Linked DNA regions of Mus musculus: regions 1 and 3 are each linked to region 2. Evidence: chromatin loops called from intact Hi-C (ENCODE). Cell type or tissue: left cerebral cortex. All regions are shown on one strand.

Region 1 (8,000 bases), 86 kb after region 2:
TAAAAAAGGAAAAAAAAAACACACACAAAAAAAACAAAACAAAACAAACACAGAGACTTTGGGTTCGAGTCTCGGTCTTAATTCCCTTTCTGTGGCAGGTTTTCTTCCGTGCGTGTGCCTGTGTGTGTGTGTGGAGTGAGTTCTGATTTGTGTTCGTTTCTCTGTTGATTTCTCTTGTTGCTTTCTTCCAACCCCGACCCTGGTTTCCGTATTTCACAGCACCCGGTGCAGAGAGAAGCAGAAGCAGAAAATAAAAAATAAAATAAAGTAAAAAAAAAAATTAAAAATTTTTAAAAAAAAAGAAAAAAAAGGGAAAAAAATTAAAAAGGAAAAAAAAAAACCAAAAGAACTAAGACATGCCACCCCCGCCCCGCCCCCACTTCCACCCCGCAATGTTGCTTTTCTTGATGGTTAATAATAAATACTGTCACGTAGCTGTGTACAAAGAGATGTGAAATACTTTCAGGCAAAAATAAACTGTAAGTGACTCATGAAAGTTGGCCTTGCTGTGTGGTTGTGGGGGGTGGGGGGATGGACAGGGGTGGGGGGGGGGATGTCCTATGCAGGGAGGGGGCCAGGACACACCTGAGTACACTCTTGACCATGATGCCTGAACCTGTCACACAGGGCTGCCCTATGGCACTCCTTGTGAGATCTGAAAAAAAAAAAAAAAGAGTCCTTGGCCAGCACCCACTAGTAACATCCTCACCTACTATGGAAACCAGCCCTACCACTAGACTTTCTGTCAGGGCATTGCCCTCTGTGAAACACCCAAGCCCCTGTTCAGAGGGTTGCAGTGGGCCCTAGCCTAGCCCCTGGCCATCCATTGCTGCTTCACAGGTAAGTCTCTTAAGAGATCATCCAGCATGAGGTTACACACTCGTCATCCCAGTTCTTGAGGCTGAAGCAGGAAGGTCTGGAGTTCAAGGCCAGTCTGGGCTACGTAGACCTGTGGCGAAGCTAGAGCAAGATGGGAGAAGTCAGAAAACTTAGTGGGTAACACGCTTGGTAGATAAGCATTGTGAGGACCTGAATTTGAACCCCCAACACCCACATACAAAGCCAGGAACTGTGGCATGCATACACTTGTAGTCTCAGTGCTTAGGATGATGGGGACGGATCTGTGGAGCTTGCGGGCTGCCCAGCCCAGCCGAACAGGTAAGTTTCACGTTCTGAGACCCTGTTTCAAAAACTTAAGGTGGAGAGGATAAACGAGGACTTGTCCTGCAGTCTCCATGTGTCTACACACAGACACGTCAAAGAAATCATTTCCATCCTTTTCTAAACTGTTGGCCTTCTGTGGATATCCCCACTGTCCTGAGTTAAGCTGTTGTATCTATCAAATGCCCCTGTCTTCCCTTCCCTCTGCCCTCCTAGACAACCTGATGCTCTCTGTACAACTCCTCTCCTGGGTGGCCTCTTGTCCCATGAGTAGAAAGGCCGGGGACGAGCTACTCAGCCGAGGCCACACAATGTATGTGCTATGGGGACAGAGAAGCTTGAGTTTCTTCCATGGAACAGGATAGGCTGGACAAGGAGACACAACCAAAAGGTGTGTTCTCGGGGCCTAGAGGCTCAGATGGCTCAGTGGTTAAGAGCACTGACTGCTCTTCCAGAGGTCCTGAGTTCAATTCCCAGCAACAACATGGTGGCTCACAACCATCTATAAAGGGATCCAATGCCCTCTTCTGGTGTGTCTGAAGACAGCCACAGTATACCCACATAGATTATATATATTATCTCTAGGGTGTAGGAGAGAGAGAGAGAGAGAGAGAGAGAGAGAGAGAGAGAGAGAGAGAGAGAGAGAGAGAAGCAGGTGAGAGGGAGAGTCCCTTCCAGGGCAATCTAAGAACTGCCACCCAAGAGCTGTGCTGTCACCAGTCCGCTGGAAGGTCTGAGCCAGCTAGCTGGTTCTCAGCACTGATGAGAGGGGGAGCTAAGAAAACTTGGCCTCAGCAGGTGGAAGCTTGGAGTAGACAAGCCGTCTTTGCATGCCTGTCTGCTGAAACTAAACAAATAGGCACACTGTGGCCAGGCAGCTCTGCCCCCGGGCGTCCGTAGAACTGAGCTCACACGTCCAACACACAAGCAAGGTTTACAGTGCATGACTTAGCAGCAAAGCATGTCCACCAGAGTTAAACACCGTGGAGCAGATGGACAATGGGACCAGCCACATGTCTGGCTAACTCGGATTACACACACACAATAGTGTATTCACGTACAGTTCTACGGAGCAAGAAAGCCATCCCGTACAGTGACATAAATGACTGGGGAGAGATCATGCCAAGTGAAAGGAGGCCTCTGAGTATACTGTAGTACTGGAGCTATACAGATGGTTGCTGGGAATTGGATTTTTAGAACCTCTGCTAGCTCTGGTCAACCTTGCTCGCTTAGTCTCTGCTTGCTCTGACCCAAAGATTTATTTATTATTAAATATAAGTACACTATAGCTGACTTCTGTCTGACACACCTAAAGAGGGTATCAGATCTCATTACGGGTGGTTGTGAGCCACCATATGATTGCTGGGAATTGAACTCAGGACCTTCGGAAGAGCAGTCAGTGCTCTTAACCACTGAGCCATCTCACCAGTCCCTTGAGCAGGTGCAAGCCCTCCTCTGTAATGGCAGAGAGCTCTGTGGTGTTATGTTGGAGGGGCTTGTTAAGGACACAAAGAGGACAAGAGGAGACCTGCGGACTCTGCAGCTGGGTCTCTGTGATATGGAGAGCTAGACTCAAGAAGCCTTCCACTTCAAACTAGTGTCCTGTATCACATCGCATAACAACTTTTTGAATTAACATCAGAAGGAAGCAGCCAAATGTCTATAGACCAGGGCTTGAGGTATAGCTCAATAATAAAGCACTTGCCTAGGGTGCAGAAGACCCATGTAGATGATGGGATATTTATTTGGTCATAAAAGAGAAAGAAGGGGTTGGAGAGATGGCTCAGCAGTTAAGAGCACTGACTGCTCTTCCGAAGGTTCTGAGTTCAAATCCCAGCAACCACATAGTGGCTCACAACCATCCGTAAAGATATCTGATGCCCTTTTCTGGTGTGTCTGAAGACAGCTACAGTGTACTTATATATAATAAATAAATAAATCTTTATAAAGAGATGAGGTGGGGGGCTGGCTCTGTGGCTTAGCAGGTAAAGGTGCTTGCAATGCCTGAAGATCTGAATTCTATTCCTGGAACCTGCGCTGTAGATAGAACCAGCTCCGACAAGTTGTCCTCTGACCTCCACCCATGCACCTTGGCATATGCACACACATACAAATAAATATTGTTTAAAATAAAGAAAGAAATACTGAAATATCCTATACCATAAATATATCTCCAAATCCGTGATGCTGAGGAGAAGAGGTCTGACACAAAAGCCCAGGTATGATCGCATCTATAGGAATTGTCCAGAATCAGCAAGTACAGAGGACTGGAAAGCCACCTGATGTTTGTCAGGGTTTGGATGGATGGACTGTCTGCTGACGGGGGCAGGGGTTCCTCTTGGAGATAGCAGGATTCTGGAGTTAGATACCGAGAAGAGTCATGGCATGGTGCTGGCTCCGTGTGCTACTGGAAAGTGCACTGTAAGGATTACTAAGGGGTTAGAGAGACAGCTCGGCCCCTAAGCACATTTGTTGCTCTTGCAGAAGACTGGAGTTTGGTTCCCAACATCCTGTTGATTGGCTTGCAAGCCACCCATAACTTTATTCCCAGGTGGATCTGATGCCCCCTTCTGGCCTCCCAGGGCATTGCACCCATTTGCACATACACACATCCATATGGATAATTAAAAAGAATTTTTAACATTTATTACTGTCACAGGTGTTTACAGCTCAATTAAAAAAAAAACATCGGGGGCTGGTGAGATGGCTCAGTGGGTAAGAGCACCCGACTGCTCTTCCGAAGGTCCAGAGTTCAAATCCCAGCAACCACATGGTGGCTCACAACCATCCACAACAAGATCTGACTCCTTCTTCTGGAGTGTCTGAAGACAGCTACAGTGTACTTACATATATTAATAAAATAAATCTTAAAAAAAAAAAAACACCACCAACAACAAATTGTGCATCAAGCATGTTGGCTTATACCTGCCACTTCCACTGAGTCAGAATGGCCTTGAACTCAGGACTGCCTGGCCGCCATCCTGACGCCCTTCAGAATGTTGAGATTATTAGCGTGTTCCCCAACCCTAAATACAAAGCAGTGCAGCCCATTGAAGGGCAGTAATTTGGGGGATTTTGTCTTGTATTTTGGTGGTGTTGTCTGAGACCGAGTCTTACAGAATAGTCCTGGGTGACCTGGACATCACTATGCAGACTAGGCTGGCCTTGAATCTGCTGTGGTCCTCCTGCCTCCGTCTCCTGGGTACTGAGATTACAAGTGTGCACCACTCTATCCTCACAAACAAGACAGGGCAAATGCTCTTCTCTGCACTGTGGTGACACCTACGGGAAGCCAGGCAGTCCTTGCTGCCTCTGAATTGGTGGGTCTTTAGACTGTCTACTGCCACCTGCTGGGGAACTATAATAAAGATTAAAATCTGCCATATAAAAGGACTTTGCAATGCACAGCCCGCCTGGATGTTCATGGTAGGGTAGGTGGCTTTGGGTTACGTCTCAGAAAACTCTAGCAGTATTTGGACACCATCCCAAAACAAATGCTGGCTTTCTTCCCTGACCCTACTCTAATTCTACTTGAGAGGACGTTAGCCTCTATAGCCTTGCTGTGGTCCATCTGTAAACTATACTACAGTGCTGGTAGTTAGAACCACAGACTCTGAAGGCTCTGGGTGCTTGTCAAGGTTCCCAGATCACTCCTGTACGTGTCAGTTTCCAGGCAGATGCCGCTCTTGAGGCTGGCGGCACACTGAAGTCTCCTATGGGGCTGTGAACCCACTAAAGACTGGGCTCCCTCAGAGAGTGAGGCAGCTGCTCTGGGATGGGGCCTGGTAACACAAGGTCAGATGATTCTACTGTACAGCCAGGTTTCAGAGCACTGCTTTAAAAGCCTGGCTGCTAGGGTGCAGAGCGTAGGGCCGTCAGCACTGGTACCTCTGTGATGCAGCATCTTGGGCTCCCCTATACGCCAGCCATAATCTGTTTGAATGAGGCCCTTGGGTGACCTCTGCTTACCCTCCTCGGAGAAACCTCAACTGGGAGGTGCTACAGCCTTTGTGGGGTCGGCTATGACATCAGCAGGGTGTCCTATTTGGAAGTCAAGAATTTGGGACCTGGATGGCAGAGCGTTGAACCTGGGTTTGGGTGAAAGCACTGGTCACGTGGCTGCCCAAGAGGACCCAGGAGCTGCATGCCCACATGGTGCCCCTGAGACCTGTTAACAGAGACATGCTTTCTGTACAAGGGCCCACGTGGTGTATCAAGATGGTGAGACTAGAATGGAAGGGACACCTCCCAGTGACAGACCCCACTGGGCTGTGTGGGTTGTTTGTTGTTTGTTTTGAGGCAGGGTCTCTCTACCCAGCACTGGCTGTCCTGGAACTCACTATGTAGACCAGGCTGGCCTCAAACTCACAGAAATCAACCTGCTTCTGACTCCCAGGTGTTGGGATTAAAAGCGTGCCCCGCCATGCCCCACCCATCCTTGGCTTTTTTTTTTTTTTTTAATGCTCTCCATGTAAGAGTAAAAAGACTGGCCCAGCTCCACATGGCTTGCCTGCCTCCCCTCATTTGTGTGGAGGAGAAGGGCTGAGAATCCAGAAGGAAATCAGGATGCCCCAGGGCACAGGATGCCTTCCACGTGGTTGGGCACAGCCTTCTATACACACTCTGGCTGCTGGGGAGCTGCTAGGTGGGGTGTGAGGTCATTGACAGGGAGCTGAGGATTGCACTAAGCCCAAAGCTAGATAGGGTGGGCTACATAGGAAGACTCTCAGAAGCACTGTTTCCAGTGCGTACATTTTGGGAAGCAAAAGGGAAACAGGTGGAACTGACCTGGAATCCTTTTAAAGACAATGGTCTCTTATGTAGCCCGGGGTAGCCTTGAATTCAAGATGCCCCTGCCTCAGCATTCCACTATGCTGAGGAGTACCTCTGTCTTGGTTACGGTTTTATTACAGTGAAGAAACAACCGTAACCAAGGCAACTCTTTAAAAAAAAAAAAAGATTTATTTATTTTTATTTTATGTGCATTTGGTGTTTTGCCTGCATTCATCTGTGAAGCAGGAAATGCAGACAGTTGTGGGTGCCGCGAATGGAACCTGGGTCCTCTGGAAGAGCAGCAAGTGCCCCTAACCACTGAGCCATCTCTCCGGCCCCTCAAGGCAACTCTTTTTTTTTTTTTTAAGATTTATTTATTTATATGTGAGTACACTGTAGCTGTCTTCAGACACACCAGAAGAGGGCATCAGATCTCATTATGGATGGCTGTGAGCCACCATGTGGTTTCTGGGATTTGAACTCAGGACTTTCAAAAGAACAGTCAGTGCTCTTAACCGCTGAGCCACCTCTCCAGCCCTCAAGGCTACTCTTATGAAGGAAAGCAGTTAACTGGGACTGGCACATCACTGTGGCGGGAAGCATGGCAGCGTGCAGGCAGACATAGTGCTGGAGAAGCAGAGAGTTCTACATCTTGACTTGAAGGCAGCCAGGAGGAGACTGGGATTCCATACTGGGTGCACACGAGACGTCAAAGCCGGCCCTCATGGTGACGCACTTCCTCCAATGAGGCCACACCTTGTAATAGTGGCACGTCCTGTGAGCCAAGCCTCTAAGAGCATGAATCTATGGGGATCCAAACCTATCAAAGCACCGCACCACCAGGCCTGGCTGGAATCGATTGTAATCAAGTGATTATTTATCCACAAGCATTCTCCTTTCAACATGCAACCGATGTAAAAATAGCAATGAAGCAGTGGGCATGCTCTTACTTCCCATAAGAGGCTTCGAGACACCGTGGTGTAGGATTAGAGTGCACCTAAGTTTGGCTATCTACATTTTAAGGGCTCAGCAGATGTGGTACGGCCAGTTCTAGGACTTCTATAAAACAGGAGTCCAGAAAATGACTCTGAGAAGCAGAGACACTCAATGGCTGGAGTTTAGTCCCCCACTCCCCCCAGTCTTCCCCTTTAACAGGGTCTCCTGTAGCCCAGGATAGCCTATGACTCTCCATATAGCCAAGGATGGACTTGAATTTCTCGTCCCATGTGGCACCTCCCAAGTGCTGGGGTTGCAGCCGTCCACCACCACAACTGGCGTTATTGGTGGTGATTCCAAGGCGTTGCGTATGCTAGGCGCAGCTGGTTGAATGCAAAGAATGCGGCAGTCATGAATATGACAGCCTACTGCATGTCCAATAGGAGGGAGAAACAGATCTGACCCACACATTTGCATGGTATAACTGAATGGATACTGGGTTAGTGGGGCGTGCTGGCTTGCTGGGCGATGGAACGGAGTCAGTGACTCAGGTGTGTGAGCCATCTCTAACAGACAGGATTGGAGGGTGGGGCTGGGGTTTGGGGAAAATGCAGGGACTTAATTATTTGAGCATACTGGGCAAGCTGTCTAGTGCTGAGCCACACCCCGACCCTAAACTGCAGTGTTTTGTTGTTGTTTTTGTTTTAGCTTGCATTTCGAACAATCAGGTGTGTCCCTGGGGCAGTCAAGTCAGAGATTCCTCAGAATTCTGGTGGTCCTCTGTGGCCACTGCGGGTTGCAGCCTCCCTTTGTTGGCACAGGCTCACATTCTCTCAGTTTGATGAGTCCATGCATGTGGCTTCTAAGACAGAGAACCCATCGAGGGCATGGGAGCACCGGGAGGAGCGGGGAGGCACAAGTGCTGACACAAACAGGTGTCATTCAAGACAATGAAGACATCTGAGATTGACTGTGGTGGCTCTGTGAGTCTGAGACACTATAAACATTAGCGTATGGACCATAGGTATATGTGGCTGATGTGTGTATGAACTGAGTCTCAGGGCTGTGTGAGAATGTATGGGGGGGGTTGTCTCCATGTGTAGCTCAGGGTGCTGTAGGAGACCCTGGAT
Region 2 (8,000 bases):
TGGAGTTTGGGGAAGAGGATGCTGGAGATAAAAACTATAGTCGTTCCATCAGTCTCTTCAGTATGTTCCAGATGCTGAGCTAAGTACGCCCTTGGCAAGTTAGATCCCCTGGAATATTCTCCACAGTTCTGTTTATGAAATTACTGTCAGAGGAACCAGGTTCAGAGAGGCGCTGTAACTGTCTTAATGACACACAGTAAAGGGATTCAAACACAGGTCTTAATGGCTCCGAAGACTGCTTTGGGCCAAGTGCTGAGTCAGACAGCGGAAAAGCGATCGGTCTGGCTTTTAAAAAACAACGGGTGCTTATTTATTTATCCCCGGCCCTTTCCCAGAAAGCTTTGCTCACAGCTTCAGCAACAGCCAGGCCAGGTTGTAGGGTGGGGGTTGCCCGCAGCAACCTCTGTGCACAGGGGCGGCTTACACAGGTGGACACGGGTCTGCAGGTCTTTCTCTTGCTGGGGAGTGAGGAGCAGCACACTGGTGTGAAGGGCTTGCGGCGGCCAGCCACCTCCCACCAACACTGTCCTCCTGTCTCTGTTCTTGGTGGCTTCGGTGATGCTGCTAGAATTTCCTGCCGCACCTTCTTCATGGGGATGTGGTCCCTAGGCCCCAGAAGTGCTACCTGCTACCTAATCTCTGCCTGACCTCTTCCCTCAGCTCTCTCGCTCGCTGTCCCCAGACCTTTGCATTAGCTTTGAGTTGATGCTATGGCCCCATCACCATACCCCATTCAATACACCATCCTCGTCTCAACTGCCCCCCCCTCATTCTCCATATTCTGTTTGTTGTCTGTTCACCCCACTGGACTCCGGTTTTATGCAATACCCACCACAACCCCTAGAATATGCTAGATGCTCAGTGGATACTTGTTGAACCAACCTCCATTGGTCATTCACTTTACTTCAGGCTGATGGCAGTCTAGCCATCAGCTCCCCTCACTGCCAGTACTTGTCAGTTGGAAAAGAAAAAAAAAAAATCAGAAGCCTAAGTGTCTGGGAAAATATTCACCCAGGCTGTGAACTTTAAATCGCACCTCCCTGTTTCAGCATAGCATCGTATACACATTCATTCACTCTTAGCTGTGGGAAGGTCACAAGACCTGGGTGCCCTATGGATGGCCCTGCCACCTCCTCCCTAAAGTCATTGTGACATTCCACTCTTGGAGCTCCTGAAACAGTGTATGTGTGTGTGCGATGATGGGGGTCTGTGGGAGGTTGCCGTTTGTCTTAGCTTGCCGCACGTCTTCAGTCTTCACGGATTGCCCCGACCTCTGGCATTTTGGATGTGGGGTATTGAAGACCCTAGCAGGGCTCGATGGCCTATGTGCTTCCCTGATGCTTCTCTGGGATGGTGGGACTCCCTTAGAGGCAGTGTGGATGGATGGCTTGAGGCCTGTCTTGCCTTCTTCCCCTATCACTGATCCATGCTTATGCTTTCTCTCAATACATGCTATTGAGCCATGTGGTGGTCCAGGGCACTGAAGAAAGACAGCATGTGCTCTGTGGGCTTTGGGGGCAAGGAAGCGTGATGGGTCAGAGGTCCTGTCTGTAGGCTTCTGTAAGGAGTGATTTCCATGGGGTGGACCTGTTAGGAGCCTTTGGAGGATGGTGCACTGGGGAGGGATGCTAAGATTCAAGCTCTGCCCTGTGCTGGGGCCTGTGGTCACCAGGGGGTGACCCCTCACCTTTGACCTGAGGGTTCCCTTGCCTTTTCTTCATTTTGCACCCTAGGTGTGGAATGAATTCCCTCCACAGCCCCTCCCCACAGCGGGATGCTGGCAGCCAAGAGCTGGTCCTTTGGTCCCTGGGTAGCTTCCTTTCTGTGATGGCGCTGTCTTCTCACAGGCTCTTGTTTTTCTCTCTTTGGCACAGCCGTCTGGGTACATGGAAAACTCGGTCTCCTACAGCGCCATTGAAGACGTTCAGCCGCTGTCCTGGGAGAACGCCCCGAAGTACTGTTTACAGCTCACGATCCCCGGAGGGACCGTCCTGCTGCAGGTAGGAAGAGTAAGCATGACCCAGCAGTTTCTTTCCTCCCGGTCCCTCATCCTCTTCTCACCTGCTCCCTCTGTAGACCTTAGCTTTGGTCAACTTAAAAGTCACGAAGGTATTAAAGACTCTCGGGAGGGCCGTGCAGGGATTAAACACCTGCTGCATGCTGCTCACTGTCTAGGAGCTTGCTCGTCCTCCTGGGTCTCGAAAAATTGAACTCTGTAGCCTCAGCTTTGAAAATGCCGAAAATGAGTCCCCGGGCCAGATGGGCTTCGGAACTTGTGAGGCTCACCTCGTTGTGGATCTGCTTGCTGTCTGCTGGACTTAAGTGAGGATTGTGTCCTGTATCTTTTTGGTTAGCTCAGTTTTGTGTTGGCAAACAATGGAAGTACTGGCTCTGCGTGTCTGTGAGCACGTAGGTCGAAAACGACACGAATATCATTAGGACTGAAGGTTGAACAGGAATAGGTTGTGCTGTTAAAATGGCTGAGAAGTTCAGGAGGAGGTTTGCAAAGAACAGCGGGATCCCGGGTCGGGTGGCAAATGATGTCACCAAGACTTAGTTTTTGCCCCTCCCTCCATGGTGTAGCACACTGTCAGTTTATGGTGGGAAAGGAGGAGGGTGGCCACCCTAAAGATTGGCTTAGAATTCCTAACTCTATTCTTTCTTCTCCACCCCCCACCCCCCCGCCCCGAACCTCATGGAGGATCCAGGCTGGCCTTGCTGGTCGCTTGGGAGTATGCTGTATTCTCTGGCCCCATCCTCACCTTTGACCATAGCAGCTGATGGCCCTTCTGGTACCATCCTGAGGCAGGAGAGCAGTTGACCCGCAGCCGTGTGAGGGATACTGTGTGACACATCCCTGTCCATATTGTCTTCTCTTAGAGGACATCCAAAGCCATGCCTGCTGTAGCCCATCTTGGAACTCAGCCACCGTGCTCTGCCCTCTGTGACCCACCCACCCCCTATCTTCATCATGTCCCCTCTGGCCAGCAGAGCCCCCTGGTTCCCTCTGTTGTCTCCTTGTCCTTTGTTTGTTTGTTTGTTTGTTTGTTTTTGTGTTTTCAAGACAGGGTTTCTCTGTATAGCCCCTGGCTGTCCTGGAACTCACTCTGTAGACCAGGCTGGCCTCGAACTCAGAAATCCACCTGCCTCTGCCTCCCGAGTGCTAGGACTAAAGGCGTGCACCACCACTGCCCGGCTGTCTCCTTGTCTTTAGGGGGGACTAACCAGCCTCTGCCATGCCTCCCTTGGTCTCTCTGCCTCTCTTCTGTTTCCCTTGCCCTGAAGACTGTAGCACTGGATCTTTGCAAGGCTGCTCAATGCCAGGCCCTGTGGGGCTGGTTGACCCCATGAGCAACAGTGGCCAAGACAAGGAGGGCCCTGAAGGGCAGCAGGGCAGCCTTCTGGAAATGCCTTTACTGCTCAGTTATGCAGCTTCAAGCCTGCCCCTCTCTCTGGCCCCTACAACCCCATCCTCATCCTCACTGTCAGCCTCTGGGGAGACTGAGCCATAAACACATGATTACCGAAGAAGCTGCAACTCAGACACAGACGAATCCCAGAGGACTGGGACGGGAGGGGGAGGGGAGGGTGACTCACCAGGCCTCGGGAGACAGCTGCACCCCAGGGATGTACACTGATATGGGGTGCAGAGGGATGAGTAGGAGGGTGCCCCAGAGAGGGGCACACCTAGTATGAGTGTGGGAGGGGGCTCTCTGGTAGGAGTGAGGTCGATGCCCGTGACTGCCCGTGACTGCATCTAGATGATGTGGTCTTGTCAGCCTCAGACTATATACTGAGGACACTGGGGAGCCATAGAAAGCTCTTAAGGGACAGAGGGGATCCTAGACAACAGATCAGGGGCTAAGGGGCAGAAGGCTGGACATGTGGGAAATAGCCAGGGAGCCCTGTTTTCTCTGTTGATGGTGATCACCACGTATTAGCAGAACGGCCTTTTGTTTCCAGGGCTAGAGCATCACCACCCCCACCATCCCCACCCCTGGTCAGAGGAGTAAGACACACTGGCCAGCTCTGGGCATGTCCCTTTAACCTGGCCATGGCCCTTGGCTGGTGGTAGTGATGACTCTCCCAGGCTGCAGTGGGCTGAGCGACGTCAGAGCTCCCCCTGCGGGCTGACAAACCAGGCTGCCCCAGCATCCTCCACGCTTGCCGCCCCTGCTTGGTGGCTGCTCTGCCAGAGGCAGGAGCAGCAGAGGAGGAGAGAAGAAGGAAGGAGAAGAGAGGAGAAGAGAGGAGGCCGCACCAGCTACTGCTGTGATCCGGAGCCTATCTCAGGGAAGCAGCGCAGTCTCCCTTCAGAGAGTTAGGTGGGTGCAGCCTTGCCCCTGCCCACCCCTGGGATCTCCCTTCTGCTTGTACCTCTATCGGGCCAAAGGAGGCACATTAAGTTGGCTGTCTGTCCTTGCCTCCTTCCTAGACTCTGTAATTGTGTATGGCTCCTCGGTTCCCCAGGGCGAGACCAGAGCTGCTGGTTAGAGTCCCTGCTGAGCATTCTGATCTTTTGTCACGCAGTGTGTCACGATAGTCGATAATCGAGCATTGGCCCTCGGGTGGGAAGGGACCTGAGGGATAGCAGTCAGGTAGGCTAAAGGGTCACAGCCCAGGGGTTGTGGTCTAGTGGAAGCGCCGTGGGCCTGTTGCAGAATAACAGAGGTCCGGGAGTGTTTTGCAGTGAGCATGAGTACTGCAGCCACCGGCCTCTGTGGTGACGTGAGTTCAGGTTTAATTGATGCTATTGATTGGAAACTGCGCTTTCTCCGTCCTGAGTCACACTGAGTGCCAGGGCTCACTTAGTTCCTTCTGTGTTTTCTAGTCCTCCGTCTCTCTCCTCCCTTCATCCCCCTCTGTCTCTGTGTCCGTCTGTCCTTCTTCCTTTCTCCCTCCCTCTCTAGCTTTTGCTGTTTGCTCCTTCTTTAATGTCTCCTTAGCCTCAGAGCAGCCATCTCTGTCTTCCTTCTCCAGTTCGCATTCTGGTTTTCTTAGATCGATAACTTTCTTACTGGAAGTCCAGCCCCTGCAGGGGACCTGACTTGGGAGTTCCAGAAAGAATGAACCTTCCTAGGCATGCCTCTTAAGTAGCAGAGTGTAAGCCTCCTGTAGGTGCAGTAGACAAGGTGCCAGTGCCCAGCATGGGGGCCAGTCAGTGGTCCTGGGCTTTCTGGGATTTTAGTGTGACCTCCCTAAGCACTTGTTAGAGGCCCGGCAACAACAGAGGCCTGCTAATCTTGTTTCCCCCTTACATCGAGCTCTTGTGAGGAGACCAGCTTCTATGCACCTACCTACACTGTGTGTGCCCTACTTGAGGCACCTTGTTGGTGCCTTCTGGTTAAGTGCTAAGCACTAAGGAATAATACAGTACCTGGAGGCAAAAGGCATAAGGAAGAGCAGACAGAGCCCAAGGTGGTTTAAATAAGGAGGGAAAGTGGGCCCTCCTTTCTGACAGTGCCTACACACACACACACACACACACACACACACACACACACACACTCATTACCGGGTCTCGAAAGCCCCACTGGAGATGGACAACTGTTCCCTTCTTACTGGAAGGAAGAGGATAGGAGAGGAAGAGAGAGAGAGACAGAGACACACAGAGACAGAGAGAGAGCGCGCAAGAGCAAGTGAGCTTTCCCGGCTGCTCTTAGCTGTTTTTCCTGGAGATTGGGCCAGGAAGCTGAACTTGGGAACAGTCCCTGCAGGCTCCAGGCTGTTTTTCTCACCTCGAGGACAATGCAACAATGAGTTAGAACTTGGCAGCCTCGCTGAGGAAGTTGGGCAGGCTTGCCTGGAGCCAGCCCTGTGGGAAGGTTAGCGCCAGACACAGGCAGAGAGCCACCAGAGCCAGCCTGGGGCCATGGGGGGCAAGGTAGGCTGTGGACTCCCTCCGGGGTTTTAGGGGATTCTCCTCCAAGTCACTCTCCGGCCACTCACTGTGCCTGGTGTTCCCTGGGATCTGGGTTGTCCTGTCTCCTCTCTGCCGCCAGCCTTGGCTTCAAGGGAACTTGACAGAGGCTCTCCTTCTGGCTGCAGCATAGCCAGGCAAACTTGTCCTCTGCCAGAATCCACCTGGGGAGGCCTATACTGAGATTCAAGAGTGTCTCCTGGCATCCTCTGCTGGGGGGCGGGGTGGGGGGAATCTCACCTTTGTCATACATCACCTGGTCCACCCTGTTCTCAATGCTGGCCAACGGGTGCCATGTTTTTCATTGACTGTCAAGAGGCAGAGCAGCTCCCATATCCACAGGAGCCAGGTTACATCTGTTGCCTGCTCCCTAGGGGTATCAGGGAAAGCAGGCTAGGAGGGAGATGAGCCTGAGGTGTGATCCGAGCACTGAGAGGAGGCTTCTGGGCCTCCTTTCTTCACTTGTAACCACACTACAGTATTTGTCTCCTTAGTTACCACAGAGGCACATAGACCAAGTGTGGTACACAGGTGTCCAAGGATGTACCTCCATGCATGCTTCTGAAGATACGTCCATGCATGCTCGTCTCAGCAGAAGCACAGTGGTCAAGAGCTTGGTTTGTCAGAGCTGAAGGGATTTCTTTGAAGTTCCATGGGATGGGTACATGGACGCTCTACTTACTGTGAATCGGTCCTACGATTTTCCTCCCTCCCTCCTTTCTTTCCTCTCCTATGCCTGTGCATCGTCCATCCAAAAGAACCTGGAGACAGGCTTGAGACAGTCATCCCGGAGAAGGGGCATTCTGGGTGTGGCCCCGGGTGGCTAGGAGTTGCGCAGGCACCAGAGGGAGTAGGTGAAAGTGGAGAGTTCCCAGTGCAGTGTTAGGCCATGCTAGAATCATATTGATTAGGCAAGCTAGGATCCCCTGCACCAAGGAAGCAACCCCAGTCCTATGTAGTTCTCTTACACATTTATCTGTCAACATACATACCCCGTCCATCCATGTACATGCACACCTACCCATCCATCCATCCACATACATACACACACATCTAGCCAGCCAGCCATCTGCATATATACATACATACATACACAGTTGCTTATCCATCCATCTGCATACATACCTGCCCATCTATCCATCCATCCATCCATCCACATACATGCATACCTACCATATATCTACATACATACACACCTACCCATTCATCCATCTACATATACCCTATACATCCATCCATCTGCATACATACACACTTACCCATCCATCCATCTCCATACACACCTACCCATCCGTCCATCCATCTACCCACTTTCCCATCTGCCTCCTTACCTACTTCATCTATTAGTCTACACACTCACCTCCTCATCCACATGTCTACGCATCCATCCATCTGCGCGCGCACCCACCCATTCACCCACTTGCCACTCTGTGGCCCTCTCTATCCTTCCATCCACATAGACACCTAACCGTCTAACCACTCACCCCTCCATGCATCTGTGTATCCATTTATCCACTCCTCTCACCCCTGTCCTCTTGCTCTTATATCTACATTTTTATCCGTTTATCTACCCACCCCATCTTCTGCCTGTGTACTTAACCATGTACTCATCCACCCACCCACCCACCCATCTACCTGCCCATTGTTCCAGCCATTTCCTACTTACTCCCCATGCTCCCATCCATGCCTCCTTGCCCTATATTCACGAACGCATGCGTCCCCTCAGTCACTCCTGTCTCATTTATTCAACATGCCAGCCAGTCTTCCGTTGCTCTGGGTTTCGCAAATGCAGTGATGCTCACATAGACATAGTTTACAACCTGACAGAGCCATAGCCTGCAGATAGGAGAACAACTGAACAGGACAGAGTCACGGTACATGAGCACGGGCAGAGGAAAGCCAGGCTTGAGGCAGTCATCCCGGAGAAGGGGCATTCTGGGTATGACCCGTGTGGCTAGGAGTTGCGCAGGCACCGGAGGGAGTAGGTGAAAGTGGAGAGTTCCCAGTGCAGTGTTAGGCCATGCTAGAATCATATAGATTAGGCGAGCTAGGATCCCCTGCACCGAGGAAGCAACCCCAG
Region 3 (8,000 bases), 160 kb before region 2:
CCCACACTTAACCCTTGGTATCTCTGTTTACTTGATTGCTATATCTCTTCCCCACCCACCCACCCACCTACACCCACTTGTTCCCTGGAATATCAGCTCCAGCATCCTGTGTCCAGTTGCCAATATTACAAATGACACCTAGCAGGTACATGATAAATGGAAAGAATGTCTAAATTGCCAGGTGATAGTGGCTCACGCCTTTAATCCCAGCACTTGGGAGGAAGAGGCACAAGAATCTCTGTGAGGTCTAGGCCAGCTTGGTCTACATAGTGAGTTCCGGGACAGCCAGAGCTATTTGATGACAGGATATCTCAAAAAACAAACAAACAAACAAACAAACAACAAAAGACAAAACAAAAAGCCAACAGTTGTGATGCATGTCTTTAATCCCAGCACTAGGGAGGCAGAGACAGGGGGATATCTAGATTCAATGTTAACTTAATGTACAGAGCCAGTTCCAGGACAGCCAGGGCGACCCAGAGAAACCCTTGTCTTGAAAAACTGAAAAACAAGCAACAGCAAAGAGTCAACCAACATTCACAATGCCAGTCCTGTCAAAAGACACCAAGCTATAGGTTAGGGATACGCAAAAAGCTAAAGTTGAGTGCCATACTGGGGTTTCTGGAGCACATCCAGGTCAGAGGTCAGACCCAAAGGCTGCAGTGAGGCCCATGGAATCACCTTCCTGCTTTTACTGTGTGTGTCTGCTTCCATGCCTATCGATCGAATACAGGGATCCAATTCTGTATTCTTGGGAAGTGTGAGTCCTTGTGTAGGCTTGGGCAAAAATGCTTGTTGGTAAGGAGACACCGTTGTCTGCCTTATTCCTATTGGTCCGCACAGCTCTGGGGCCTGAAGAGATGATGTAAGGATCTCAGGCTCTGGGCCTACAAACAGAATCCAAGTGAGTCCCTTCTGAAGGAGGTAGGAGTATGTGCCAGACGACCCCCACTACCATCCCCACCATTCCCGACTCTTGCTGCCAGTGATCCAATCATAAATGCTTTAGGAATGAAGTCTGACTCAAGACAGAAAGCTGGACCCCTCCAGGGCTGCCCTGGCCACAGCCACTGTCCACACTCAAAGCAACCAGGAAGGTCTCACTCAGCAAACAAGGCAGTGAAGGCCCAAAGCAGCCACTTAGCACGGGGCAGGCCCCAATCCAGGCTTCTGCGTTCCTGGGAGCCTCAACATCCTTCAGTTCTCTGGCCCTTGCTGGAAAACTAGCGACGGAGGTGTGACTAGAAGAATCTGGGTGGGTCTCTTCCTACCCAAGTCGTGAGCAGAGCCCCGGGCAGAGAGAGAGGGAGGACTGTGATGACTTCACATGGATTAGGGAATCTTTGCAAGGACAAAGCATAGCTGTATACCAGCCTGCTGACCTTGCTCTGGGTGGGTGATGCCTATCCTTCCCGCAGAGGAGAGGCCAGAGCCAAACTTACCAAGTGCTTGCTTGCCACTGAGTCAGGCATATAAAAACACAAAGGATGCTCTAGTAGCCAGCTAAACGCTTCCTGACACCTGCTAGGTGCTGTTCCCTCCCCTTAAGAGACCCAGGATGCCAGCCAAGCTGTGACCCAGACTTCCTACCTTCCAATACCAGGATCACTTGGGAAGTCCCCACACCAGGGCTCCACCTGAGACCAATTAAACCCAACCTCCAGGCTGCCGCCCAAGTTTCCAAAGTGAGAGTTCCGGGCCGGGCATCCTCCACTCACAACTACCAAGCACCATCAGATTTTTTTGAGACTTATCTGTGCCCCAGGTTCTGCAAACGTCGCACATAGAAAATATTAGTTCCTTGACTCTTCCCGTGATCCTTCTATGGTTAGTGTTATTATCACGATCTCTGGTTTGTAGTTGTGACGGACCGAGGCACACGGCTGTGAAGTCAGTCAGCCCAGTACTAAGAAGTAGCTACTGAGGACCTAATCCTTGTATTGGAATAGGCTACACAAGCATGGAAAAAGAAAAAGCTCTAAAAACCAGAGTAGACCACAAACCAAGTATTATTTTAATAGAAAGGGCATGGGTTTGTTAGAGTTGTCCCAAGGATGCAACTCAGGATGTCAGACTTGTGTGACAAGTGCTTTACCCCTGTGCCATCGTCCCAGCCCAGAGGGACTTGCTTTTAAAAGATGTTACAGAAGAGGCCAAGAGCTAGCCCTCTCTGGTGTTGCTCTACCAGTGAGCTACATCCTTTCGTTTCTTAGTGATTTATAGACTTTTAATTCATGCATAGGAGTGCCTGCATGATGTCTGTGGATGTCTGTGTGCCAAGCGTATGCATGGGACTCACAGAGGCCATCATTATACCCTGGGTGGTTATAAGTCGTCATGTGGGTGCTGGAAAGTGAACCTGGACTCTGTGCAAGAGCAGCCAGTACTCTTAACTCCACCTCCCAGACCCTTGACTCTTTTGTGTTTGAGAGTGTACCAGGGTTTGGGAACACCCTCAGATATCTCATATTCATTGTTGTTGCTGTTGGTGGTAGTGTTATTCTTGATACAATGTTTCCTCTGGCCCTGAACTTGTTATTCTTTTTTTTTTTTTTTTTTTTTTGGTCCTGGCTGGCCTGGAACTCACTCTGTAGACCACGCTGGCCTCGAACTCTTTACACCTGCCTCTGCCTCCCGAGTGCTGGGATTAAAGGCCTGCACCACCACGCCCGGCTATTGAATTTGTTATTCTTGATACAATGTTTCTCTCTGGCCCTGAACCTGCCAAGCATCTTTGGGTGGCTGCCAACTTGAGTCCACTGTCTTTGCCTCCACAATGCTAGGATTCCTAGTGTTGACCACGTGCCTAACTTTGTAAAGTGGGTTCTGAAGATGGGTCCCAGGCCCTCCTGTTTTCTTTTCTTCTTCTTCTTCTTCTTCTTCTTCTTCTTCTTCTTCTTCTTCTTCTTCTTCTTCTTCTTCTTCTTCTTCTTCTTCTTCTTCTTCTTCTTCTTCTTCTTCTTTCTTTTTAAACATTTCATAAATTTCTTTTATTTTCTAAATGTTTATGTATTTATTTATTTTAAGATTTATTTATTTTATGTATATGGGTGTTGTGGTAAATTTTCAACCCAAATATGCCCTGGCAATGAAAGCATAACTCAATTAATATGAATACACGCTGTGGCATTGGGCAGAACTACCGCTACACTACCACCTTCCACATCTGTGAGACCCCTTAGAACTTGTGGTTTCTCCAGGCCATGCGCTTCTGCTCCGCTTTTCTTCTTCCTCCTCGGTGTCTTCTCCCTCTTCCATTTTTTCCTTCTTCCCTCTCTCCATCTTCAGCTCCACCTTCCCTTTTATCTGCCCAATCATCAGCTCTCCTTTATTTTAAAAATTAAGGGGGGTAGCAGGTTTACAGGAAATCACCTGAGTGCTGACTCATTCTTTGTTCAAAACCACTCACAGGAGAACGGAATTAACATCAAATATAATTAGCCCCAGAACTATCCACAACATATGGATACACTGTAACTGTACAGATGGTTGTGAGTCTTCATGTGGTTGTTGGGGATTGAATTTTAGGACCTCTGCTTGCTCTGGTGGCCCCGCTTGCTCTGGCCAACCCCACTCACTCCAGCCCAAAGATTTATTATTATAATTAAGTACACTGCAGCTGTCTTCAGACACACCAGAAGAGTGCATCAGATCTCATTGCGGGCGGTTGTGATCCACCATGTAGTTGCTGGAATTTGAACTCAGGACCTTCAGAAGAGCAATCAGTGCTCTTACCCACTAAGCCATCTCGCCAGCCCCTCCACCTGTTTTCAAGGCAAACACATTAGTAATGGAGCCATCTTCTGAGCTGCATCTGGCCTTCCTGAGCACACGGGCAGACTCCCTCAGTCTCCTTCCATCCCATGCATCACCTGGTTCATTCCAGGAAACATGGGGGACGTCACCTATGCAAGTGCATCCCATGGGGCTTTTGGGAACTTGGAGTAGGTGTATCAGACCCTCTGCCTTATGCACCAGCCCTTTATTGGAGCCTATCACACTAAGTACAACCAGTCTGGGGTGTCCCTGGCAAGTGGAGAAGGCCGCTCTGCACCAGAGCCCACACAGGACTTTTTCTCTGTTTCCACAGGGCCCCTGAGCACTAGGCAGGGCCTGAGTAGTCAGGGCTCAGTAGAGGGCCCACTCAGGAAAATAGACAGACCAACAGCCTCCAAGTGTAATGTGCTCAGGCTAAAAGCTCCAAGGACTTGTGGTTACTGCTGTCCTTCAAAATCCCCTGACATCTGTAATGGCAACTGTGGGCTCAGGACACAAGACTTTGTCTCCGGCTGGGGGCTGGCCTCAGTTTTCTTATCTGAATAATGGGCTTGATGATAATCCAGTCCCCGGGATACATTGTAACTCTCACTGAGAGACAGCTGTTGGGTGGGTGTTATTCTGTCCATGTAAACAAGATCAAAAGAAGAACCCTTGAGAGCTCTTAGTTTTTATTTGGTTTGAGGCTGAGTCTCACATAGCCCAGGTTGATTTCAAACTTACTAAGTAGTGGCCTTGACCTTGAAATTATGTTTCTTCTGCACCCACCATCTCAGTGTTGGGCCTCTAGGTGTATGTGCCCACTATAGTCCAGGCAGAGCTGTGGATGGAAACTTTCGCATGCAAGGTGAGCCCTCTACCAACTAAGCTACATTCTCAGATCAAGAACAGTACTTTTCCCCAAAAATACTTTTAATATTATGGGGATTTTGTGGGCTAGGGTGAATCCTTCACATCTTCTCTCCATGACCAGTTTCCTTGTCTTTGTTATCATAGGGCTACAAACTTCCAAATACTTTCTCATTCCTGGTTTAGTCTTCTGGCATCCAAGTGCAGTGGTAGAAATGGCCAGCAGAGGGCGTCGAAACCCACGAGGATTCAGCCTCTAGGCTCTCGGAGTGGTAGCCTGGAACCCGGAAGCAGGAAGAGAGCTCTAGCTGCCTGTCACCTGTGCCCTCCTAGCCAAGTTCAGTACAGAACCCTAGTACCCTGGGGACTTTGTTGCTGACGCAGAGGCAGAATTGGAAGTCCCTGCACCTTTCCCGATCCTGACCCAAAGTGGTCCCCGACTTCTGGAGATCTGATTGGCTCATACCCTGCCTCAGGGTAGCCATGACCACTGTGAAGGAAAATTGCTGGGAGGGAACTGCGTCTATAAATATTGATTGATCGATAAGGACTTCTGTGATGGGAGAGGTTGGAATGTTGCAGGTCCAGAGCCAGATTATCTTGGACCATCTTTAGCCAGTCGTAGCCATTTTTTTGCCCTCCTCTGTGTGTGACCTAACATCCTTCTGGTTATTAGTTAAGTTGTTTGGAATGCATAGAGACCCCCTCGCTCCTGACAACCCCAAAGCTAAGGATGTGGTCAGATAATATCTGGTGCCTCTTATAGACATGTCTCTGCGTTGCTGGGACCCACTTAACCTGGTGTCTCCACCAAAGTATTTAAAACACATTTATCTATGATTCTCCTAGTCCAGTTCCTATTAATAGTTTCATAAAACAGTTACTACACTGGAAAATGGAACTTGGGTACCTTGAATCTGCAGTGCATGGTCACTTAAATTTTTTTTCCCCCAGAAACAGTCTTTCATTCCTTTTAAAGTGAAAGCTGAATTTTTTGCATCAACACTACACAGTAGATGTTCTTTAAAAATTTTTTTTTAGATTTATGTATTTAATTTTATTTTTATTTTTTATTAGATATTTTCTCAATTTACATATCAAATGTTATCCCCTTTCCTGGTTTCCCCTCCTAAAACCCCCTATCCCCTCCCCCTGCTCACCAACCCACCCACTCCTGCTTCCTGGCCCAGGCATTCCCCTACACTGGGGCATAGAACCTTCACAGGACCAAGGGCCTCTCCTCCCATTGATGACTGACTAGGCATCCTTTGCTACATATGCAGCTGAAGCCATGAGTCCCACCATGTGTGCTCTTTGGTTGGTGGTTTAGTCCCTGGGAGTTCTGGGGGAACTGGTTAGTTCATATTGTTGTTCCTCCAGATTTATTTATTTATTTTATTTTAAGTATATGAACCTCTGGCTGGAGAGATGGCTCAGTCGTTACGAGCACTGGTTGCTCTTTCCAAATGTCTTTAGTTCAATTCCCAGCAACCACATTCTGGCTTACAACCATCTATAATGGGTCCCTGAGAGGACTACACACCTAAGTGTATATATGTGCACTGCATGGCACTGCACGTGTGAGTTGTACCTGTGGATCCCCTGGAACTGACGTCATCGATGGTTACAAGAGGAATAGACACAGGTCCTCTGTAAGAGCAAGTGCTCTTAATCATGATGTCCCACCTCCCTCCCCACCTCCGCCTCAGTGAACATTCTTGGCTGTGTCCAGCCAGTCAGTATCATCTGGTATCATCTGAGGATGACTTGCAACATCCTCAGGTTTGAATCTGAAGTAGAGACAGAGCAGTAAGACCCGAGAGTCCTGGTGTTATAAGAAGTCCAGACCCAGTGCAGTGGGACGAGGTACGACCTCTCTGTGGTGGAGCTGGGTGGGCAGGTCTGCGATGCTTCCACAAGCTCTAGGCAGTGATGATTCTGGGGAGCTTAGTCACTCACGCTCCTGGCAGACGGACTTGGGTAGGTTCAAGTTCAAAGTCTCCTGGCCCATCATGCTTCCTCGCCCTCTGGCCCTGGCTTGCGACTCCTCTGCCTGGATTTGTCTTCATTCAGCATTCACATGTCAGCATAGAAGGGGTTCTCACGGGACAAAGGTGCCCACTAAGTGTTCGCCTGGAAGGGTGGAATGACTCCAGACCTTCTCTGCTTATCCTATGCCCTGGTTACGTTTCCTACGGCCATGTCCCCATTGTGGCTGGCCTCAGTGGTCTCTCCATTTAACCCTGGCTCAACTCGGTGCAAAACCATTCCCCTGGTCTCCTGACCCAACACGTTGCCTTTCTGTTGCAGGCTGAATTCTCCAGTATATAACTTGCCTGCCTAGTCCCATCATTTCAGAAGTGTTGTCACATAATCACGCCAAGGAGAGCTAAACGGAAGATGGGTCGCCATAAAATTCCCACATAAGACACCGGGTATCCTCCCACACGTGAATCAGGACTCAGACGCTCACCCCCTTTTTGAAGCTCCCCGGGGAGGCAGCCACAGGTGTGCCTCGTGTGTGATTCAGACAGCAAAAGCGGAGGGACCATTGGTGACATCAATTTTCTTAAAAAGGTCACATCCAAATTTGCAGAGCCACACTCATTCCCTCCATGTACATGGTGACTGTACTATAAAATGTGATGTCGCTCTTCTGAAGAAGCAGGAAAAGAAAGCCCATTTGTATAAAAAAAATGAGGTTGGGTTTTAGGTGAGGCTCCTTTCGAGCCGGACTTGCGCCCACATGAAGGGACAGACGTCATTGTCCTAGAGAACTGTCCTACACAGCCCAGAATGTCTGGCCTTCCTGCCCACTGGTCCCACCAGATGCCAGCAGCACCCACATCTGTTCATGGTTGGGATAAATTCTCAGGGCCACTGGGGATGATCTGGCCCCCAGGATGGGTCGGGCACACTTCCAGCCCACAGCCTTCATGAGGTCTACACACAGTGTTTTCCTTCTCAGTTTCCAGTGGGCAGCTTCCTCTTTCCCTAGGTTTGGTGCATTCTTGTTTCCCATGTCACATAAGTGGACTGCTGGGGACCTGCCAACTGGCCCCGGTTGAGTACCCTGCAGGACAGAGCTGTGCTTGGGCATCTAGCTGGTTCAGTCTCCAGAGGCCACTGTCTGGAAGGCTGGAAGTGAGTCAAGTTTCTGGCCAGGTGCTGATATCCCAGGATAGGCTCCTCTGCACCATGGGCAGGCATCATTGTAACTTCTGATGTCTTCCTATCTGGAGAGTTGCTGGGAATTCCCAGGTACCAAGCCTTGTGTGCAGCACACAAAAGATTAGCATTTGGTTATTGGCCTCAGAACATTTAAGCATGAAGTCTCTAGTTCTTGGGCAAGAACCTGGAAGCAGGAGTTGATA

The links. Peaks named below come from ENCODE experiments on the same cell type or tissue, not always from the same donor. Only the 100,000 strongest peaks of a DNase experiment are listed, where the experiment ranks them.
Region 1: it touches region 2 in a loop (2.6-fold over the local background); 17 of 42 quality-filtered maps call a loop at or near these places.
Region 3: a loop joins it to region 2, with 6 times the contacts of the local background. A loop is called at or near these places in 14 of 42 quality-filtered maps.

What each region holds. Positions count from the first base shown.
Region 1 is chr8:117,461,011-117,469,010 of GRCm38, forward strand. Cmip (c-Maf inducing protein) reads left to right here. Exons shown (of 21, transcript NM_001163262.1): 21 at 1-496. Among named protein-coding and RNA genes, the nearest start is that of Mir7078, 5.7 kb to the left of the region's middle. In left cerebral cortex, CTCF peaks have their summits at 3,738 (motif pointing left) and 4,496 (motif pointing left); DNase peaks (open chromatin) are centred at 2,047, 3,725 and 4,488.
Region 2 is chr8:117,375,201-117,383,200 of GRCm38, forward strand. Cmip (c-Maf inducing protein) reads left to right here. Exons shown (of 21, transcript NM_001163262.1): 2 at 1,875-2,000. Among named protein-coding and RNA genes, the nearest start is that of Gm39260, 44 kb to the right of the region's middle. In left cerebral cortex, a CTCF peak has its summit at 4,131 (motif pointing left); DNase peaks (open chromatin) are centred at 3,613, 4,130 and 5,759; H3K4me3 peaks cover 1,721 bases; H3K27ac peaks cover 3,661 bases.
Region 3 is chr8:117,219,876-117,227,875 of GRCm38, forward strand. No RefSeq gene overlaps it. Among named protein-coding and RNA genes, the nearest start is that of Cmip, 33 kb to the right of the region's middle. In left cerebral cortex, a CTCF peak has its summit at 4,834 (motif pointing right); DNase peaks (open chromatin) are centred at 4,861 and 7,620; H3K4me3 peaks cover 313 bases.